Regions from separate parts of the Mus musculus genome. Here region 2 is linked to region 1. Evidence: chromatin contacts called from ENCODE Hi-C or POLR2A ChIA-PET data. All regions are on one chromosome and are shown on one strand. The core of a region is the stretch at or near the end of the contact, and the rest is flanking DNA. Distances in the headings are between cores, read along the strand shown. Region 1 holds the start of Slc38a6 (solute carrier family 38, member 6). Region 2 overlaps Slc38a6 (solute carrier family 38, member 6).

The links. Hi-C counts contacts between places; a loop is a spot of excess contacts on that map. ChIA-PET counts read pairs that join two places held with the same protein, here RNA polymerase II (POLR2A).
Region 2: a map of heart shows a loop between it and region 1 (4-fold over the local background). The contact joins the enhancer-like site here to the promoter of Slc38a6 in region 1. A Hi-C loop is called at or near these places in 2 of 37 maps with a recorded cell type or tissue (both heart). POLR2A ChIA-PET finds 5 or more read pairs at or near these places in 1 of 5 experiments (Patski).

Annotation. Positions count from the first base shown.
Region 1 is chr12:73,285,281-73,288,226 of GRCm38, forward strand. Slc38a6 (solute carrier family 38, member 6) reads left to right here and starts at 1,568. Exons shown (of 16, transcript NM_001037717.3): 1 at 1,568-1,752. The coding sequence starts at 1,645. Trmt5 (TRM5 tRNA methyltransferase 5) reads right to left here and starts at 1,431. Exons shown (of 5, transcript NM_029580.3): 1 at 1,404-1,431. The coding sequence starts at 1,408.
Region 2 is chr12:73,340,943-73,343,992 of GRCm38, forward strand. It overlaps Slc38a6 (solute carrier family 38, member 6), which reads left to right. Exons shown (of 16, transcript NM_001037717.3): 9 at 466-531; 10 at 765-818; 11 at 2,727-2,806. Among named protein-coding and RNA genes, the nearest start is that of Slc38a6, 56 kb to the left of the region's middle. Within about 2 kb of position 1,394, at least 1 of the 3 ENCODE cell types and tissues checked has a DNase peak (open chromatin) inside an H3K27ac peak, as active enhancers do; it is heart, where a contact is called at or near this core.

The DNA of each region.
Region 1 (2,946 bases), core at 318-2,817:
GAAAATAACAAAACAAAACACCAAACACCATCAAGCTACATGTGAACACATTCACAATGGCTTTTGAGGATGAAAATATAAATTATCTTTCAAGTCACCTGCCAAGTGCTGACAAAAGGTTTGGATGGCAAGGGAGGGCAGTCTCTCTTGCAGGTTAGAATGATCACTGTCCCTGGTAAATAATACATTTGCATTTTCAGTCTATTTGCCCCTATAACAGAAAAATTAGTGGTCTAGCAATCTCCCTATACCCAAAGAACTCTGCTCACAAATTTCGACAGAATACACATAGAATAGGAAGTATGAAATTTGAGTTAAGGGTCATCTCTAAATGAAATGATCACTATATGTGATGCCACCAATGGTAATACTTACTGGGATATTCTTAGGAGATCTTATTTTATTTATTCAACGGGCTGTTGTATCAGAAGCTGTGTTATGAAGTTTGTAAGCTAAGGGGTAAGTTAATCACCCAAAGTTATGTGGCTGCTAAGTGGCTTGGCAAGGCTTAAACGTTCATTAAGGTCTTAAAATGTAGCTCACTGGTAGAAAGCTTGCCTAGCACGCATGAGGTCCTGGGGTCATCCCTAACAGCACATAATATCAGGCATGGTGGTGCCTACCTGTAATCTCAGCATGAGGAAATAGGAGGATTAAAAGTTCAAGGCCAGCCTGGGATGCATTTGAGACCAGACCTCAAAAACAAACAAACAAACAAACAAACAAAAAAAAAAACAAAAGCTTGGTTAAAAATGACCTGAAAGCTGGGGATACAGTTTAGCTAGAAGTGTACCTAGCAAGCACAAGCAAATTCATGGGCTTTCAGCACTACATAGCCTGGGCACAGTGGTGCAGGCACTCAGAAAGCAGATCAGAAATTAAAGTCATCCTCCAGGTTGGTCTGGATACATGAGATTTGTCCCTTCCCATATGACCTTAGTATACTGTTAGGATGTCTATCATAGTGTACTGCCATATGCCATGCCTATAACTAAAAGCTTCAGTATTTTGACAAGGCTTTACTGTGTTGTTTGAAGTAAATGTAGGCGTCCGTTTTCCATCTGTAATATGTGGTTTAAACTATGAAAAGATTTTTGTGGTAATGGGAACCTAATCCCGGCACTTCTCATGCTATCCAATCCTACCACTGGGTGCATCAGCCCTCACCATGCATTTGACCAGCCCCCTACCCAAGGGCTCCGGCCTCGGCTTAGCGGCCGGTGGACAAGGAGATGAATGACCTGGTGGCCTTTTTGCGCTCATTGGGCAAGAAAGAAGAGCACGAGTCCCGCCGCGGTACCGTCAGGTTTTCTACATCACCCGGGACACTACTGCCCCCTCACCAGCTGCACCTTTCCAGGGCCAGCGTCACCCGAGGCCGGCTTCAGACCCGAACCCCTCACCTCATGCTCTGGTGCAGCTCGGAAATAGGGCGTCGGAGGCTGGTGACGTCATCACTGCTGGCCGCGAAGGCAGCGTAGAGTCCGACCCTGTGGACTCGCACCTCTCTTCCGGGCCCGCGATTTGCTACGAGAGCCCGGAAGGGCCAAGCCCGTAGCTCCGCCTCTGAAGCCGCTCAGCCGGGGCGCTTGGGGTTAGGGGAAGCGGCTCCGTGATTTACTTAGCAGTCGGTCGCGGAGCACCATGCAGGCGTCCCGGCACAGCATCCAAGCGGAGCCAGGCTGGTACGTCTCTGCCCAGCAGCCAGAGGAGGCGGTGGCTGCAGACGAGTGGAGTCCGTTGCTAAGCAACGTAAGTGGGCTTTACTGGCTGCGCTGGGTTCCTGTGCGCTTCGGTATCTTTCAGGGCTTGCAAGAGGAGCCTTGGACTGCAGGGGACTGACCCTGGGGTGGGGCCCGAACCACTGACCCCAGGCGAGTTTGGAATGTGGCAGCAGCATGGAGCACTCAGTCAATAGTGAGAGGCTTGGAACACCAGCGGGATGAGCCTCGGTTTTGTGACTCACCATTGCTTTGTGTCATTGTCGCCTCTGTCTCCTCTAGCCTTGTGAGGTCTTGCAAGAACATCACACGATGTTTCTTTTCTGGATTTAATCATGGGGCCAAGGGAAAGATGAGCTATAGGCACTTTAATACTCAAGTCCCTGTAAGTGAAGATGAGGAGAGGTCTCTGGTAATGTGCACATTGCTCGTCCTTAACCTAAAGCCGGTGTAGTGGGCTGTGTGTGCCCGGGGGCCCCGGAGCCTCTTCGGTCTTGAATGTCCAGCCTAGGAGGGCCTTGGGCATGCTAGAAAAACTCCCTAACTCAGAGCTGCTTTCCAGTCCTGCCACTCCACTTTTTATGAATCCCTGGACTGTAACAGCTGATGGTTTGGTTTATGTTGTCCCTGTAAGATATTCCTGCTAATCGACTTAATTCATTAGGCATATAAACAAAAGGTTAGTTTATTGCGGTCCTCGTACTTGAGGAAGAAGAGTTAGGGACAGAAGTTCCATGCTGACACTGGGATTCTTCAGGAAGCACGTGACTGAGGCCCGTTCCTCCTCTGTCTCCACCCTATCTTGATCTCTTGAAGTCACAAGGCTGTGGCTCCCACTGAAGCCAGCTGGGCCCTGCATGGGAGGAAGTAATTTTCCTGGAAGACTCGTTTCCTTGAGTTGCACCAATAGGTCAGAACGGAGGGAAAGGAACAAGTGTTATGTCCAAATGTGCTTTTCCTTGGGGTAATAACTCCTATGACGGAAAGCAACTTGGGAAGGGAAGGGCTTATTTCATCTTACAGCTACAGTCCGTCTTGAAGGAAAGTCAGGGCAGGAATCTGGAGGCAGAAACTGAAACGGGAGACCCGGAGGAAATATTGACTTGCCCCTACTGGCTTGCTCAGTTTGCTCTCCTTCATCCCCAGGAAGGCCTGCCTGCTCAGGGATGCCCCCACCTAAAACAGGCCGTGTCTTGGCCAGTCTCTTTAGGGCATTCTCCCAATT
Region 2 (3,050 bases), core at 144-2,643, 55 kb after region 1:
AGCTTTCTCCACACTCACCAATAGCACGAACGTGAAAACCTGAAGAGGTGAAAGTGTGTGTTCATCAGGAGTACCAACAAGCACACTGAGAATTAAAGTCTCCCCCCACTTCTGCCTCTCTTCTGCTCTGTCTGCCACTGACGATAATAGATAATCTTTGCAGTTATTATTGAAAGTGTGCTTCCTCTTTGAGTTGCACTTTAAAAACAGAACCAGTGTACTGCTGGAGTTTTGAAAATTGACACAAGAGTCTTTGATGAGCAGGATTCCCCACTGATCAGATGTAAAGCACTCCTGTCATGCTGGGCCCTCCCCTCCGCCCAGTGACCATGTTAAAGGGTGACCCCATTCTCTCTGGGAAAATCGGAGCATCAAGGAAACTTCTGTTTGGCTTTATTGAAAGCATCAACTTGTGATGAATTTCACTACAGATCATCTAAGTGCTGGTTGCATTTACTTTTACAGGTAGTAATTAAAAAATGGGCCGTTCCTTGTCCTGTGACCTTAGATTGCATCAATGAAGTCTTTCAGGTAATAATTTTTAGCTTTTTTTTATTTTTAACCTTTCAACTAAAAAAAAGAAATTGAAGATAAATGATTATTTTCCTAGTTGGTGAAAGGTAATAGTTACGTAACAGTTTAGACCTTTTCTTTGAAGTAATTTGATTTGAAATTCTAGTAGTAATAAATTCATCATATTTGTTGATGTATTCTGACTTTTAATACCTATTGGTTTTTCTTTTCCCCTCAATACTCTTAAACAGATTTCAAACGCAACAGATGACTGTAAACCAAAGCTCTTTCATTTCTCCAAAGAGGTGTGTAAGTTATTAACAGATACTTTTGGTTGATTTTTCACATTTCAAGTTTTAAGAGATTTGTGTTACAGGGTCTCTTAGGTCTTTGTACCTGTAACTAATTAATTTTCATGAAAGTGCTAAGTATAGGATTGCCTACCAGAAGAATAATATTATTTAACACAGGGTGGCCCATTATGAAACAGCCACCTTTTTCTTTTCTTTCTTTTGGCATGCTTTTAAATGGAGCCTGTTTTAAATGGGCCTTTGCCTAAAAGAACAGATTTACCAAATGTCTGGTCTGGCCAGTAAGGTCCTCTGTGGATATGGCTTTCCTGTTGCGCTCTGGACTTGTAAAGCTAAATCGCCAATTACATCAAAAACTCCTCCCTGGTGAGTAGGACTTTGGTCTCTAGTTAAACAGCCTCATCAATGGGCCAGCATTTGAGTACTGCCAGTACCTTCTGAGCAGAACTCCAGGGAAATTTATGATGTTCACAGCAGAGACCAGAAACCCAAGTCCCATGCCCACTCTTAAGAGAGCTGTAGGCTCCGGAAAGTGCCTGGAAGAATCCCTGAGCACAAGCAGGCAAACAGGGGCTCCGGCTTTGCTCTCACGGAAAAGGCGGAGCCTTCCTGTTTCTGGGAGTCTCTTCCTCTCGACTTTGTTTTTCTGCTGAAATGTGGTTTTGCAGGCCCCAGACACCAGACTCTCCTCTCCTCGCTGCACAGCTTTGTTAGTATAGAATGTTAATGTGGGTTGTTCTCCGTGCAAAACTTTCCCTTTTATCTCCAGTTTATAACAAGAAGCGTCTTCCCAAGCCTTGTGAGGAGGTCACCACATCTCTCACACGGCGGAGACCTCCGTGGGCCTTAGATCAGGGCAGGGGAGTTGACAGGCCAGGAAACTGAGCAGCTTATGAAACAGAGAACGTGTCTTAAGCTCTCATTCCCCTAATACAGCTTCAAGAAACACAACGTCCTAGGTACGATATTCCAAAGTAGGCCTTCATCTGGAACTTCTTTTGGTGAAGAGCCCAACACTAGCTCAGGAGAAATATTTTTAGACCAGAAAAGAGAAAATAAATCATTACCATCCATTTGTTAAAGACAGTTCTTTAATGTAGAGGTAATAACGTTTGGCTTGCTAGTTTTCTCTGGCTCTTGTTAAGTATTCTAATAATAATTTTTAAAGAAACCTTAGGCTTATGTATTACATGAGATCCTAAGGAGTTTTTCAGGTCTAGAATTAATGATCTTGGTGCTCATTAAGAAAGATCTTGGTCATGGATTCTGGCAGTACAAAGATGTGGCTTCTATTTGGAGTACTTACTTGGATCGAGTAACTAAAAGCAGATTTGAAAGCATTAGCACTATTGCTGCTTGGGTAATGAGATGTATTTAAATCGTGCATACCTTAAGAACAACTGGAATTATAATAAAAATTATTTTAAATGTAGCTCTTTATATATTACCTAAATTAGTTTTATCTTATCCAAATAATGTAGAAAGTGATCATTGTAATAAAGCAACATGATTTGAGAGGCCAGCCAGAAAATGTGGTTAGAATCGGCAAGCCACCTAAGCTATAGTAGTTGCTGGCCACTGCAGATCCTCTTCTCTCCTCTCTCCCCTCTCTCTCTCTCTCTCTCTCTCTCTCTCTCTCTCTCTTTCTGTCTGTCGTATGAAGAGATCATTCACAAAAGATGGCACAGATTTGACTAAGTTGTTTTTTAGAAAGAGCTTTATTGTTGTGCTGGCAATGGCTCAGCTGTATGAGTGTCTTCGGCAAGCCTGACTCCTTAGTCACCCTCTGACCTCTGCAAGGGCTAACTAAATAACAATGTAATTAAAGCAAGAAGAACTGAGGTTATTATCAAATACAAATGATGTAACAGATAATAGTGTTTTGTTCTAATTTTTTTTCAGAGCGTTTACGCCATACCAACCATGGCTTTTTCCTTTCTCTGCCATACCTCAGTATTGCCCATATACTGTGAGCTTCAAAGGTACTGTGGAACGCTGTGGCCTTCAGATCAAGTCACATTCTCACTTATGAACCCTTCCCCATTGCCCTGAATTCCAAGTGTTAGCTTACAAACAAAACAAAGTAATTGTTTTAGTCGGGGTTTTATTACTGTGAAGAGACTCCATGACCACAGCAACTCTTTTTTTTTTTTAAAGATTTATTTATTTATTATGTAAGTACACTGTAGCTGTCTTCAGACACTCTAGAAAAGGGCGTCAGATCTT